Linked DNA regions of Homo sapiens: region 1 is linked to region 2. The links are chromatin loops, found by intact Hi-C in ENCODE. Cell type or tissue: mammary epithelial cell. All regions are shown on one strand. Each heading gives the region's core, and the rest is flanking DNA. Links, peaks and the distances in the headings are about the cores only. Region 1 overlaps MAN1A1 (mannosidase alpha class 1A member 1). Region 2 overlaps LOC105377975 (a long non-coding RNA gene).

What was found. Hi-C counts contacts between places; a loop is a spot of excess contacts. Peaks named below come from ENCODE experiments on the same cell type or tissue, not always from the same donor. Only the 100,000 strongest peaks of a DNase experiment are listed, where the experiment ranks them.
Region 1: it touches region 2 in a loop (10-fold over the local background); 2 of 110 quality-filtered maps call a loop at or near these places.

Annotation. Positions count from the first base shown.
Region 1 is chr6:119,330,166-119,338,508 of GRCh38, forward strand. The region is part of intron 2 of MAN1A1 (mannosidase alpha class 1A member 1); the gene reads right to left. Among named protein-coding and RNA genes, the nearest start is that of MAN1A1, 15 kb to the right of the region's middle. In mammary epithelial cell, for the core only: a CTCF peak has its summit at 3,725; no DNase peak of the experiment used is centred there.
Region 2 is chr6:119,623,690-119,632,032 of GRCh38, forward strand. All of the region lies in intron 2 of LOC105377975 (a long non-coding RNA gene), which reads left to right. Among named protein-coding and RNA genes, the nearest start is that of MAN1A1, 280 kb to the left of the region's middle. In mammary epithelial cell, for the core only: a CTCF peak has its summit at 4,773; DNase peaks (open chromatin) are centred at 4,422 and 4,812; H3K27ac peaks cover 1,166 bases.

The sequences.
Region 1 (8,343 bases), core at 243-8,242, 290 kb before region 2:
CCTCAAGATTGGCATCTCTAGCCTAGACTTCTCTTTGCAGTGCTTGTTGTATACATCCAACTGCTCACAAGAGACCTCCAATTGGACATCTTTCTCCTCTAATGCCACATATCCTAAACCACATCCATTACCCCTCTCCACTCCTCTCTCTCTCCTGACGATTCCAACCATCAGAAAACCCGTGACCCAATCAGGAACCCAAGAACCTCTTTATCTCCATTTCCTCTCTCACTCTCCATTTTTAAGTGCCCACAAAGTTCTATAAATTCCGGTTTTAAGTATCTCAAGGATCTGTTCACTTTCTCTATCTTCACTACCCCTTTATGCATTTAGGCCATCCTCATCTCTCACCTGGATTACTGCCGAGCCTTCTAACACATGTCCTGGACTCCAGTCTTATCCAAAAATGCAGATTTGATATTATTTCTGCAACTTGAAACCCTCCCATGGTTCCTGATGATCTCAGGATAAAGTCTAAACACCTGGTCAGACGCCTTCTCTGCTTCATTTCTGTGGCCCACTTCCTCTTCTCAGCACTACTACTCTGGCTCAGTCCTCTGGCTGCCCTGGGGACCTTCATACATTCCATTCCTATCCTGCGGCCCTCTTCATCTTGCCTGCAACCGGCTAATTCCCACTCATCCTCAGGTCTAATACTTTACTTCATTTAGAAAGTGTTCCTGAACCCCCTAATCTGCCAGAGTTATGTTCTACTCCAGGTTCCCATAGTAACTCTAGGCCCCTCCCAGGGTACTTGTCACAGGGCCTCCTTACTCTCTACCCCTTTGGGCTCCATGTGGGCAGTGGTGATAATGGTCTTGTTTACTGTCATCTCTCCAGTGCCTTGCACAGGGTGGTACTTCTAAATATTTGTAGGAGGGTTGTTGGAAGTGATTCTTAATCTGATTTATTAAAGGAAAATATTAAAATTAAAAAAAAATTATTTGGGTTTGAATGATAACTGTATCGCCCCATTTGCAGAAAGAGTTATACTGTCCGGATCTCTTAAGATCAATTAAACAGAGCCTTTGTTGTCACTTCTATATACAACTTGACTGTCAAGTCAGTAACAATATATTATTTTGACTCATAGAATTCTTTTTGGTGATATACCTCACTGTGAATTTAAAATTCATACTGCATTTTTGTTAATGTGGTCACACTTTATAGAATCTCTTGCTTAAAAATTAAATAATTGTAACATTATGTATCCTAAACTTTAGGAGTCATAGTTGCCCCAAGATGAGGGAGAATAAAGGAAGCAAATTTAGATTTGTTTCTTCCAGTGACAATTGTTTTTCTCTTGATTTAAACAACTTTCCAGAACCCCCAATAACTTTCATTAATGCTTAAGGTATTATTTTAGATAATTATATACACGCACATAACCATGTACATATTATGCATATATATATATATATATATATATATATAATCAAGGGGATATAAACATACATGAACACATACTAGTAAATATAGTTGTTAAGTTGAGCACAATATTACTCTTGAGAGGCTTTTCCAAACAAACTGAGCATTGGTGTTGCTTTCAGAATTAAAGCATGTTGTCTGCCACAAGCTGGGGTGGAAATTGTGCCAGTCCTCACCTCACTTCCCTTTACTTCCTTCTCAGGCAGAGGAGTGACTGCAACAGGAGTCCTGATTCTTTATTCAAGGTGGGTAAGATCTGAGCCTGCCAAGGCCCCAGGGGATATGGGGAACCCAGCAGAGATGAGTGCACAAGAAGAGGGTGGGGGCAGGGACCAGACAGACCTGGATTTCAACCTCGCAGGAGCTGCTCGACCCTGGGCAATTTGCTTGCCCCTTCCTGGCTTCAATTTCCTATGTATAAAATGAGGAGAATAATGTCAAATACCCATATTCTGAGAAAAACCAAATACTTGTTGTTCTGAGAATTTAATGAGAATATGTACATAAAGTGGTGAGCATAGTATCTAATAGGAAGTGAACACTCAACAAATGGTATCCTGTAGTTACTGGCATACTTTTCACCATTCCAGAATTAAAACTGCAGATAAAGGAGACAAAATCTATGCCAAGATGATATTTTAAAAATCTCATTATTGATTTCCTTAATTATATATAATAACACTAACTGATGGTATAAAATCAATTAAGGAGCCACTCTCAGAACAGGAAGAATAACAAACACATTCTATTAGGAGAAAAAGGGAATACATGATGGAGTATAACTGAGAAGCTGCACTTTTTATTAAAAGTATAGTTTTAACTGTTGCCTCTGTTTTAAACCTAGAGAAAAAGAGAAAATTATCAGACATTGCTATTATTGCTGTTGTTATTCATAAACCAAAAATACTTGGAAATTAATAGCTGAGGTTTAAGAGCCAACTGGCCGGGCACGGTGGCTCACGCCTGTAATCCCAGCGCTTTGGGAGGCCAAGGTGGGAGGATCACCTGAGGTCAGGAGTTGGAGACCAGCCTGGCCAACATGGTGAAACCTGGTCTCTACCAAAAATACAAAAATTAGCTGGGCGTGGTGGCGGGCACCTGTAATCCCAGCTACTCCAGAGGCTGAGGCTGCAGTGAGCTGAGATCATGCCACTGCACTCCAGCCTGGGCGACAAGAGCAAAACTCCATCTCAAGAAAAAAAAAAAAAAGCCAATTGAGGAATATAATTTTTATTTTAAATATGAAGGCAAAATTCTTTTTAAAAGAGAAATATCTAACTTGGGGACTTGGTATATACCAGTGGAAGACTCCGGGCTGCATAACACACAACAGACACTTATGGCTACTAATGTGTTGTGTGCCCCCGGGGTTTGTGAAGACAGGGCACTCCAGAGTAAAGTAAAGGAGCAGAGATCTCACCCTGAGGTGGAGGAAGAACCCTCCCTCCCTGCCAGTTTGGTTTATTACCTTCAAATCAGCCCCTGAAAATGCTGTCTGCAAAAATCCCTCAGTGTTTTGGAAAACACTAGCAACACGGGTGATGCATGAGATTTCAAATCAATCAAAGGCATTACTTCCTAAGACAGCTTTCGAGCAATTCTATTGATAATTAAAGGTCCACAAATATGCTAACTAATCATATAACTAGACAGCTTCCTCCCTCAGGAATTCTAAAAGGTAGGAGTGAGTGCCCACAGGTCAGAAAAAGGTGATCCTTCTGAACACCAGTGGTAATGTATGGAATTCACCTCTCAAGGTTCCAGGAAGCGAGAGGGCTGCTCATTCCCTGCTGCCAATCATAGTCAATTACTGAGTATTAAGGTGACTAGTCTTCTGACGTGTGTAACATATATAATACCACTTCTGCAACTCTCCTGATGTCTGCCTTTGCACCATTAGTACCGCCTCTCTCCAGCAGAACACACTGAAGGATGGAAGATGATTAAGAGCATGGGTAAAGTACCACAGAAAAAGACAGCTAATACTAAATTAAGCTAATTATTAAGCTAGAACTAACACCTGATTACCTGCAGCATATCTGGCTATAAAATCCTCAACCTCTATTACCAGATCAGTCAAAAGTGGAGAATTTCTGTCAAAACCTGTATTTATCAAGAATACATAAATTCAGACTAGTTTTCTAATAAATAATCTACTCCTGGTTAACTCAGACCAATACCTGGTATTATACTTTGCCCATCTTCTTCCTAGTTTTCAAAGAAGTCCCTTCTAAATGTCTAAATTCTAGTGCCTTTACCTTATAAAAACCTAGGGTGTAATTCTTCAGATCACAGGTGGGTGGAGAACTACAACCACAGAAGCAAATACACTGACTTCCCAGACTCTCAGGTATATTCTAATAGGACCGTAGTTAAAGCTTTAAGCAAGAAGCAGATGGAAAGCATCACCATCCCCAACTCTCCCAAAGACACCTGTTTTAAACTTCCTATTTCAGCTCATCCTACTATGCTATATCTTGGAATATAACTCTTTTTTCAATTTATAAAATTACAATGGTTTATTTTCGATCAATTTTAGAAACATTTGACAAGGTATGGGAAGTAAACAGAAATAACCTTTGATTTTAATTTTCCTATTTTCTTTACCATCAACAGCAAGCAGATTTTAAATTCTAAGATTGAAAAATATAGACCTAGGGGGATTTTAAAAAGCTTGGGAAAAGAGACCCAAATATCCTCGTGCCCAACAAAGAATATCTTTCCTTTTATTAGTTGGTTTTTATTAAACAATTCCTGCCTTGAAGTCTAACATGAAATACTTTAAAAGTTAAAAATTATATCATAGATTAAAAGCTTTCTATTGTTTTAGGTTGAATCATAAGAACTTAAGTGTACCTCGTATGTTAAGACTAAAACAGCCAAAATGTTCTTCTGAAAATCTTTAAGAGTATAATGTTCCAATAAAAGGAAGTAAACTTTTAGAACATTAGTTGGTGTTCTGTTTCCAAATCTAATCCTCCAGGCATAAACTACATTTAAGGAGCAGATTAAAACCACCCAAGAACAAATTATTAATTCAGTTTTCCATTTCACTCTTGAATTCTTGTCTTAAATGCACTAGGAATCTCTGCTGCCAATGTAGTTAAAGCTGCAGCAGCTCTAATAATCAACGGATATTATCACAAAGGGTGGATACATCCTAAAATGAAAGCACCATATGCCTAATTATTGAGCTAAATTTACACATGTAGTTATCTCTGAATGAAACATTTTCAGCTTTTCAGCTCACAAAAATTATTTCTTTCTATGCCCTGAAGGTATTTCTCCAGATTTCTTTATCCCTGGCTTTCTTTCCTCCCCACATATCTGAGTGTTGTGTGACAGCAGGCCCAGAAGTCAGAAGTAACTGGACACTGATGAATGAATGAGGAACCACTCCATTCAACACCCTCTCTATGGTTTTCCTGAGGATGAGCATCCCTTCTGTGTAATAACAATTCTAACAAGGCAAAATAATGCTTACTTTCCTGCCATAGGAAGTGAGAAATTTGGCAACAACAACTAAAAGGGGAGGCAACAATAGAAAATAGAAGCTATTGGTCAATACAGCAATACTGCAGCCAAAACATACTTTTCTTTCCTGGAAATGACTTTCTGAATCCAATTTACCTACCAACCCCTTTCCTTATCACTCCTACCAATTCCTAGCTGCTAGTAAGTACATACTATGTATTGAATAATGAATGATACATGCCAGGCATTGCGCTGAGAGATTCACATACATTTTCTATTTTAATTCTTACAACAACTCTGAAAAAGAGGAATTATTAACTCCATTTCAAAGGCGTGGAAAGGGAGGACAGAAGTGTTTCTACTCTGCCATACTGCCTCACATTTATAAAACATTTTGTTGATATACTTAATCTGGGTTACATTTAGGATGAATTGCCTTTTATTGTCAAATTCTGGGCCACGGACCTATGAGATAAAAAAGGTGTCCCCACTTCTAGGGTGTCTGAAATCTACTTGAAAGATAACATATATGCACACAAAATCAGTGACACACAGGCCAAAGATAGAAATAATCAATAACATGGGAATTTGGAGAAGGGAGAAATCAGTGAAGGTTGAGAGTGTAGAGAGGGCTTCATGAGGACATGGATTTTGAGCAAGTGAGAAGACTCTCCTTTTGAGAACCATAAAGTAAACAAGGTGAAATCCTAAACGACATGTGTTCTGGAGATAGTAACTATGTAAGTTTTGTGGAAGCACAGTCCTTCCTGGGAAGTAACAGAGATACAACTCAACAAATAAACTGATGCAGATTTACAGAAGACTACGGATGCCAAGCTAAACATTTGTGACTTCACTGTGACTTCATTCTAGAGCAAAATGTTTTTCTAGCTGAAGTCACTGGACCAGAAGCATCAGTATCACCTAGCAACATGCTAAAAATGCAAATTCTGGGGCCCACCCAGGCCTACTGAATCAGAAACTCCAGGCTTTCAAAATTTTTTTATTATTATTTTTTTTGAGACAGAGTCTCACTCTGTCACCCAGGCTGGAGTGCAGTGGCACAATCTCGGTTCACTGCAACCTCCGCCTCCTGGGTTCAAGTGATTCTTCTGCCTCAGCCTCCCGAGTAGCTGGGACTACAGGCTCACGCCACCACACCTGGCTAGTTTTTGTATTTTTCGTAGAGACAGGGTTTTACCACGTTGGCCAGGCTGGTCTTGAATTCCTGGCCTCAAGTGATCCTCCCTTCGGCCTCCCAAAGTGCTGGGATTACAGGTGTGAGCCACTGCGCCCGGCACCAGCAATCTGTTTTAACATGCCCTCCAGGTGATTCTGATGCATGTTGAAGTCTGAATCATTACTTTATAGGAAATGGAGGACCATTAAAACCTGAGTTGGGCAATACGAGAGAAGTGATGTTTTAGGAATATTAATAGTCATCTGTAGAATAAACTGCAAAAGGGACCACTGACAAATGCATAAAATTCATTGAGCCTCTACCATGCAATTATTTATATGACACAGCACTTTTCAGGAGAAACAATATGAAATTGGGAAATAGAAAACCAAGCTTCTTTCTCTTTCTCAAAATATCACACCTTCTTAGGGAGGAACATGTTTATGTAATTCTGATTTCTCTAGTGGAAAATAATAGCTAACCTATGACTTTTCATTTTAGTGTGGTACTGTAAGCATTACTCATTAAGACACCTTTATCTCTCAAAAAATTTTGCCAAAATGGAAACAAAACAAAACCAACTCTAGGTATATCCTGTATAAAATTGAAATACAAGAAAAATGGCAACCCTTATTAAATACTGTCCAGTATTCTAGGTAATAAAGAAAATAAATGAAGACTCTACCTACTTTAAAAATAACATATCTAAAAAAAAAATACTGGCTGTAGATATAAACACTTTTCAATAAAATAACAGAATCTTTATATTCGAGTGTTGACCTTTAAAGGAATCTCACAATCATCTACATTTATTTCAGCAGTGTTGTATTTGGTCAAAAGACTTTTTTTTGTTTTTGGCACCACTTTCACCAGTTTACAGTCATATAAGAAAATGAATGCAGTTTTCATTTTATAAATCATTCTGGAAAACAACTTGAAAACTGGAAAAGGCATTTCCTATATTCATTAGTCTCTTTATTCACTAGGTCTGATTCTAAATGACTTCTGACTGTTGTAAAAAAAAAAAATCAAAAAGACAAAGACTTGTAGCCCATGAGTATATACATTAGAAAGGACTTCAAAGATGAGCGGACACCACTTCTGGAATACCAGATTACTTAGCGCGAAATCACACTTAACCTGAGTAACTCCTGTAGGCATGTTTATTTCAAAGAGCATATTCATTCAACAAATACATACTGGGCCCTATTATGGGCAGGGCCCAGAGCTAACTGATCTGTTGGACACATGGATGAATAGGGGAAGCTCTTTCTCCTGCCCTCAATATGATAGTTCTGGAAGGGACGGACGACTGCAAAGAGCCAATGTCATAGAAATTCTGTATTCTTGGGAGTTAGGGAAAACAGAAGTACTTCCAACCCTACACTGTGGCTTTATCTTATTACTGATGGAATACTTAATAAATCATCATTTTTATTCACCCTAACTGCTAAAGCAGCTTTCAACAGTAGTTAATAAATCACCTTCATTTTCTATTCTCCTCAACCACCCCACCTTTAAAGCTACTGAGTTCTTCATTACACATTCTATGTTAAGTAACCACAGGAGGATTAAATAATGAAGACTAACCAAAATGCTTAATATGAGTGAATGTATACAATGCATTAGATATATGCCAATTATAAAATACGTTTTTTACTACATAAAGTTCATTTTATACTTCCTAATAAGAATGCCTTATAAAATTGCTGACTTGGGCTAATAACTCCTTAAATCACAATATGGACTTCTCAGGCATTTCTAATTATGAGCTGAAAACCTGTAGTTGGCTAGATAAAACATTCAACACTGCTAGTTGACTAAAAAAAAAAAAAAAGTCTCCAAAAATAGCACTGTAAATATTCTAAAATTACTATCATGTCTAACCACAATTTATAAAAATAATATAGTACATTTATGTCAATCGTTATTCATCACGTTAACACAGTGTTATAGCCAAATTTAAATAGTTCTGGCGCTTGGCAGACTTTTATGAACCAAGGTCAGAATATAAATACATTTTGAAATATGCAGCTCTTCACTATCTTAAAAAACATGACTAAAAACATTTGAAGGATTTAGGGTGGAAAAAAAAAAGCCCAAACTTCACACACAAAATATCATGCTTTTCTTTAAAAATAAAATATCTTTGACAAAATGCATATTTATCCTATTTACAACACTGAAGGCCTCTCACATACAAAAGATTAGCCTGCCTCTTCACACATAAGAACAAATATTTCTAGGAAATCTCATGATTT
Region 2 (8,343 bases), core at 204-8,203:
AGCCTTTAACTTCACAGTAGAGAAATTGCCATGTAAATACTTTAAGTTGTAAGTTACCATCTTAAGCCAACAAGTGATTATCCTTCACAGTAGAGCTACAAATGGTGTCTTAATTAATGAATATCTTAAGTGCCTTTCCCTGTTTCTGTGACCTAAAGGAAGAAGGCCTAAATAGATGAGATAATCTCTCAGAAAAGAAAAAAGGAAAACCGAATAAAATACATCTGAGAACTAATCTCAAGTGTGCTCAAGACAGTCTCTCAGTCATTCGATTCACCTTGCAATTTGAAACATTGTAATGCTTTTGTGCTATTACTGCCCATTTTGAGTGTTTCCTAAGATTTCCATTTCTTTTGTTACTACTTTACTGCTGAGAATTGCTTTATTCTGCGATACTGAGATTATTTTTCATTGTGCTTTTCCTTACAACTTCATAACTGTAGAATTTGTTCCCCTCAGCAGAAACTAGTTCCTTGTTATTTTCCCATCTTCACTTATTTCCAATATACTAGTCAGCCAGGCAACCAGTAAAATGAAAGGCCTGTTGGCATCATTATGTGTGAGAATTTCTATGGGAAAGATTTTCTTTCACTCACTTTTTTTTATGGTGCCTAAGATGAGGACATGAGGCAAAAAACTCAAATTGGATTTTTAAAAATAAAAATATAGGAAAAGGCACCAGCTCACAAACACAGGAGTCTAAAATGCCATCTTCATTCTCAGAACTGAGTATAGTTCTCAGATTGAATTCAAAGGGTTCTTCTTTTTGGGGTCAACTCAGCTTAGAGAATAGAAGGCATCATATGGAACAGGCTCTAAATCAATTATACCAATCAGAGTTTGTAGTGGAATGGTTTAGAAATAATAAAAATCTAGATTAACTGAGACCCAGTTAACTGGAACTTTCAATTATCCATTTTTTAGTCTGCTTTTTCTCTTTTAGAAGAATAGCTAAGTGATGATTAAACAAACTTATAAAGTTAAAAATCCTTTCTTTTGTTATAGTGGAGGAAAATAAGGCCTATGGCCTAATGATTACTACCCATTTTTCTGCCTAAATTCAAAGTTCTAGCAACTATCTCTTATTAGAGATGTGTTAGAACAGGAAAACTCCTAATTTGAAGATATCAAAGATCATTATAAAGTCAGTCTACTTATCTATAATTTTACAGATATATCTGCCATACTGTACAAAAGGGACTAGACAAGGTGCCAAGACTGGATTGAAGGTCTACCACTATCTAAGTGGCACTGGGCAAGTGACTTCCCTCCTGTATCTATCAAAGTCCTCGTCTGTAGAATAAGGTTGATCCTATCCCTTTCAAACACTAAAATGATTTTTTGAATCTGGTAAGCACTGATCTTCAGAACGGTCACCCCACGGCACTGCCAGATTCTCAACAAAGATGAGTGATTTTTTTGATTCACAATAGTTATAATGTATCATGTGCCAGGGAAATTGCATACATCATCCTTTTTACAGAGAAAACAGCTCAGAGCGGCTAGATAACTGAACCCATGTTCACCTTGCCAGTTACAGCATCAGAATTGGGATAAGGACCCAGAGCTAAGTCTTTTTCACAAAATCAATAGATACATCCCAATGACTCTGTTGAATTTGAAATACTGAAATGGGAAATAAATATGAATGTAAACTAAAGATGTATTGAAATACCCATTAAAATCCCATGAATTTGATCTGAAGTTTAGGGATTGCAGGAAATAGTGTAATTAATTCAACATAAATCAACGATACAATATAATGTGATAGGTTTTTAATAAACATTTATTCAGTTTCAAATATACAGTTATATAGTTTGAGCATCCAAATAGGTGTTACTGCTTCTAAATTATGATTACTTGCTTCATTGTTGTTTGGAATAGTCTTAGAGGATTTTATCTAAAGCCAACAACACATTTAAAAAAATGTACCAGTCTTGATGAAAAATTCTCATCTTTTGAAGATGACTTATATTTTGATATTGGTGAAATGTTGATAAATCCCTTAAGAGAAAAGGCTATATCTTCCTTGTGTTATGTCTCACCATGCCTATCCTAGTGTCTTTTACTTTATAGACAGCCAGTAAACAATTTTTAAAAATTTGATTTTTTTTTTTTTTTTACCTTACTAAAGTGTGAGAACTTTGTAAAATTCTCACTTTTAATGGATTTATATGGCAGGGCAAGGAGAGTTGTTTGGGATAAGACATTATGTTTGTTATTTTGATTATATCCAGGAATATTCTTTTTTGTCTTTTTGAGAAGGAGTCTCCCTCTGTCGCCCAGGCTGGAGTGCAGTGGCGTGATCTCGGCTCACTGCAAGCTCCGCCTCCCGGCTTCACGCCATTCTCCTGCCTCAGCCTCCCGAGTAGCTGGGACTACAAGCGCCCGCCACCACGCCCGGCTAATTTTATTTTTGTATTTTTAGTGGACACAGGGTTTCACCGTGTTAGCCAGGATGTTCTCGATCTCCTGACCTTGTGATCCGCCCACTTCGGCCTCCCAAAGTGCTGGGATTACAGGCGTGAGCCACCGTGCCTGGCCAATATCCAGGAATATTCTTAAACCACTGTTAGCAACTACCAAAACTGAAGTACGTTTTGTCTGATATTTGTATCTGGATCCACAAAGGCAGGTTTCAGAGGCAAGAACAAATACTTGCCCCATAGAAAATGGGTTTCCTCAGCCTAAGTATGCAACAATGGATGAACAGATTTTGCAAATGTGATTTGTATACACAATGGAATCCTATTCGGCCTTTAAAAATCAGGAAATTCTGTCATTTGCAACAACATGGATGAACCTAGAGGACATTATGTTAAGTGAAACAAGCCAGGCACAGAGACATGAATACTGTATGTTCTCACTTACGTGTGGAAGCTAAAAAAAAGTCAAACTGATAGAAGCAGAGAGTAGAACAGTGGTTCCAGGGGTGGTAGGGGCAGGGGATTGGGGAGTTGCGTGGAATATGGAATATGTAGAAAGAGGAGATGCTGGTCAACAAGTACAAATTTATAGTTAGGAGCAATAAGTTCTGGGGTTCTATTGCACAACAAAATGACTATAGTTAATTAAAACGTATTGCATATTAACAAAAGAAAATGGGTTTCCTTTTTATTGGAAACATGAAAATAATACATTTACTATTTATATAGTCTTTTAGGTCACAGATGCATAGTGGGCCTTCTCATTTTCCATGTGACTCATTAGATGAAAAGCGTGCAATAAAAAATTTAAATTAAAAATGGCTGTTTATGCCAGGAGGTTAGCTCACCTTGTGAAAATCCTAAGGATGACCTGAGGATGACTTGCCTTGTAAAAGCTGCACTTGTGGGTTCTACACCTGTTATGAATAGGCAGTGACTTTGTCTATCTGTGCTCAAATGTCATTCCCAGAAACAAGCTCATGTAGGCCACAGGACACCTGAGCAATTTAGACCTAGGCCTGAGGGACAAGACATTTTCTTTGATTTTACTTGATAACAGTCACTCCCCCTTTATTTTCTCGTGGGCAAAACAAACCCAAATGTATATTTTTTATGATGGTGTTTTAAACATTTCAAATTATTTATTGCAGGTCTGAAGGATTTTAAGTAAAGGTAGAACCCTCAGAGATCCCCATGATCCTAGAAGGACAAGAAGAATTTTTAGGGACAGAGGACACTACGTTATTTGCCACTAAAGGAGAATCACATGATTATTTTGCAAACTGAAAAGTCATATGCTCATATTTTTCCTCTGGAAGAGTCCAAGCGTGGGTATAAGGCTCCCATTAAGGTTAATCTTTCTTAAACAGAGCTGGAAGGGTCAGAACTGCTGTGGCAGATAGGCAGATTCTGGGTGTTATTCCTCCTGCCTGTGAATCAGCACATTCTATTATGTTTGAAGGAATCACATTTTGCTGCTCCTGCAGTCTTGCAGCATTTCCAATTAAAAGTGCCTGCTCTACTGAACAGGTTTTGTAAGTTTTCAAAAGACACTTTTGTGTTTATTTTCCTTAATTTGTGTTTTTAAGGTCTTTTTTTTTTATATTGCCTTTAGCAAAGTAGTAATATGGAATGCTTATGTATACTGCTGCCAAAGGGCTTATAGCAGGAGTACGTGGTTTCTTACACAAATAGATATGAAACATTTGTTGGAATCTAGGAAGTTTCACCTGGACCAAAGGCTTTTTGAGGGCAGTGTTTGGAGTGAAGGCATGTAGATTGGGGTGAACGTCGATCTAAGACAGATTTTAATAAGGAATTGGAAATATTGAAGTACAATTCAGGAGAGAGTAGGAGCTGAAGCTGGAAGGAGTGAAATAAAAGGAAGCAGTAACAGATAAAGGAGAATCTGAAATGAGCAGAGTGGAACTGAAAAGGCCAAATTGTGGGGAGACTTGGGCACCTATCAGTGAATTGAGACATCTGGGGCTGACGAGATCTGACTCAGTCACTGCACTTATTTTCCCAGATGTTGCAATGGAACACAGGGACATTAAGGCATTTTCCCCAGATCATATGATTGAAGGATGATGGACTTGGGATTCAAAAGCAGGAGATCTGAAACAATTTTACTTTCACTGTAAAAAATGCATTTGGGATATGTGTCCTGCGTTATACCGTCTCTATTTTGATATGAAATTCCTCCATGATCATACTCTCATTTGTGCCCCTTACTGCCAGCAAAAAAAAAACTTCATTAGCTATTTGTGTTTGATACGTCTCTTCATCTTGAAGAGATTGTGGGTATTTTCTGCCTTCTACCTTTCCTGTGCTGTGGGATGATGGCCCTCTGGTGATGATCTCACCTTATGACTCAAATTCCTGCAACTCCTTTCTAAGAGTAATTAGCCTGGGACCTTGTTCCTAAGCTCAAACCCCAGGCTTTCCCTATCTCTCTGTCTCATTGCTGCATCAGCCTACTTCTGACAAGTAGAATATATTACCAAAGGTAGCAGAGGGAGCAATAATTTGAATACCTTAAAGAGAAGGAAATAACCTTATATGCAGGCAGAGGGGACTAAATTAATATTGGGGACCAGCACTATTTCCCTGAGAGATGATTTTTATTTGTTTAACAGTGTTTATGCATAGGAGTGTTATTTATAATAGTTTCCCTTAGAATACCCCTGAGTTCTCTTTCACCTTCTTAATCTATTTGTTTGATTATGTTGGCTTGGCAGGAGAAAGTGTTTGAACACAGTAATGTTCAAATATTCTTATTTGAAAAACAAGCCAGCAGAACAAACTATACCCGACTTGTGTTACTACATTCATAAATCTCCTTATTTTGAAAGTCATAATATGTTTATTACCACTGCCCCTTGATCTCACCCACTCCAAGCTTTTGCGAGAATATAAAGGTTACTGTATGTTAGATACAAGAGAACGCAATACTGTACATTTGTTTCACCAATTTATTGCCATAATATGAATAATATTAAAAGGAAATTGCTGGTCAACAATGGTGAATAGATTGTTAGAAAAACTCTTCAGTAGATAACAATTATAAACACTGAACAAAATGAACACACCACACACGCGCGCGCACACACACACACACACACCTATTTAAAGGCATGGAGGGCAACCCTAAGCAGGCAGCAACTGAAGGTATTTCTGCCTTAAAAGAGGGCAAGTGCTTAGAGTGCAGTCCATATTTACAAGCATCTTTCTCCTGAGGACATCCCATTGAGTGTGGCCTGCAAAGAAGCCAGAACTCAAGGAGAAAGCTGCATTTTTCTCAGCTTGAAGTGTCAGTGGCAGAGTTTGGAAGTGCAAGAGAGACTGGTAATTAAAGAGGAAACTCCTGGAGTAAATGGAGCCCTCAAATCTGAATATAATTTCCCTAAAATACTTGGCTGAACCCTACAGAATGCTTTTAGAGGACTCCAAGCTCCAAGGAACTCAGCAGAAAACCACAGATAGAGAGCAAAAAGGATTTATGAGGGATTTTAGCAGCTAGATGTCACAGATGAGAAAAGGTTGATGTTTGAATCCCACCAAATTAGAGCACCTTGGTAAAGTAAACCAAGCCTCCGCAAGTTCAAAGTGATAAGCCAGTAATCCCACTGCCTGTTTGAATACAAGTCAATACTCTTTACAAGAAGAAAATAGAATTCAGTGTCTGAAATGTTTTATCTAAAATCTCCAATATATAATAGCAACGATAAGATATGCAAAGACATATATGATTCATTGTTGAGGGGAAAAAAAAGCAGTCCATAGAAACAGGCTCAATCATGACCAAGAATTTGGAATTAGAAGACAGGGACTTTGAAGTTGCTATTTTAAATACGATAAGGATCTAAAGAGAAGGTCATAATGGTTTAAGAGACAAGGAAATTCAAGTAGAAAAGCATAATTGACAAAACTAACCAAATAGAAAATTAAAAACACAAAACCCACAATATCTGAAATAAAAAATTTACTGGATGGGCTTAATTGCAGAGTGGAGAGAGATAAAGAAAGGGTCACCACACTTGGAGATAGATCAACGAAAATTATCAAATGTGAAAAACAGAGAGAAAAATTATTGAAAAACAATCCAAGGCTCTTCTAATCTGTGAGACAATATTAAACAGTCTCACATACTTGTAATTCAATTTCCGGAAAAAAAACAGAGGCTTTTCCCTAAAGGACACTCCCTTTTCTGGTTATCAATAAGGCAGAACCCAAACTGCTGTAGTCCAAGTTTGGCCAAAAACTTTAAAAATTTGTTGAAAAATATCAGTTTAGAAACAAGAATCTCAGCAATAATTTACATAGAATAAATACAAATAAAACTATATAGAGGCACATGTGGAATATTACTGAAAATAAATGAAAAAGAAAAACTCTTCAAAGCAATGAGAGATAAAAGACACATTGCCTATGGGTAAACAACTGTATGATTATGATTGGATTCTTATTAGAAACAATGGGGACTAGAAGCCAATGGAATGACATTTTTTAGAACCTTGATCAAATAGTATTTTTATTTTTAATTTTTTAATAATTTCAACTTTTATTTTAGATTTAGGGGGCACATGGGAAGGTTTGCTACATGGGTATATTGCGTAATGCTGAGGTTTGTGGTACAATTGATCTCATCACTCAAGTAATAAGCAGAGTACCTAAGAGTTAGTTTTTCAACACCCTCTACCCCCTCTAGTAGTCCCCAGTGTTTGTTGTTCCCATCTTTACGTCTACGTGTGCTCAGTGTTTAGCTTCCACTTATATATGAGAACATGCAGTATTTCATTATCTTTTCCTGCATTAATTCACTTAGGATAATGGCCTCCAGCTGCATCCACGTTGCTGCAAAGACATGACTTCATTCTTTTTTATGACTGCATAGTATTCCATGGTGCATATGTACCACATTTTCTTTATCCAATCCACCGTTGATGGGCACCTAGGTTGATTCCATGTATTTGCTATTGTAAATAGTGCTGTGATGAACATACAAGTGCATGTGTCTTTTTGACAGAATGATTTATTTTCCTTTGGATATATACCCAGTAATGGGATTGCTGGGTTGAATGGTAATTATATTTTAAGTTCTTTGAGAAATCTCCAAACTGCTTTCTACAGTGGCTGAACTCATTTACAGTTCCACCCAAAGTGTATAAGTGTTCCCTTTCCTCTGCAGCCTTGCCAGCATCTGTTGTTTTTGACTTTTTAATAGTAGACGTGGAATGGCATTTTTAATGTACCTAAAAATGTCAATTCAGAATTCTATATCCAGTAGAAACACTTGTCAAAAATGAAGATGAAATCAAGATATTTTCAGATATATGGAAGCTGGGAAAATGCATTGCCAGCAGATCTGCACTACGAGAAATGCTAAAGGAATTTCACGACAGGATACAAGATGCAACTGATCTACAGGAAGAAACAGCACAACTTAATAGTATATGCAACAAAAATACAAAAGGCTGTTATTCTCTTTTTACAATAAAACTGACTGTGTAGAGCAAAACCCATTACATTGTTTTGTGGAGTTACGTATATCTTATGTATGATAACAAAACCAGGGAATCAGGGTTGGGAGGGGGAATTATAAGGTTTAAAGTTTTTTTTTTTCATTTTCCATGATGTGGTATAATAACTCTAGGTAGACTATGGGGAACTGGGGATACATATTGTAATCCCTCAAGCAACCATTAAAAATAATACAGAGCGTTAGGGCTAAAAATCTCACGGATAAGATAAAGGGTACTATTTAAAAAATTCTGTTAACCCAGAAGGGCAGAAAAGAAGGAACAGAGAAAAAACAAATAAGACAAAAAGAAAGCAAATAGAAAAACAGTACAGTTAAAACCAACCATGTAAATAATTACATTAAATATAAATTGATTAAATATTTGGATTAAAA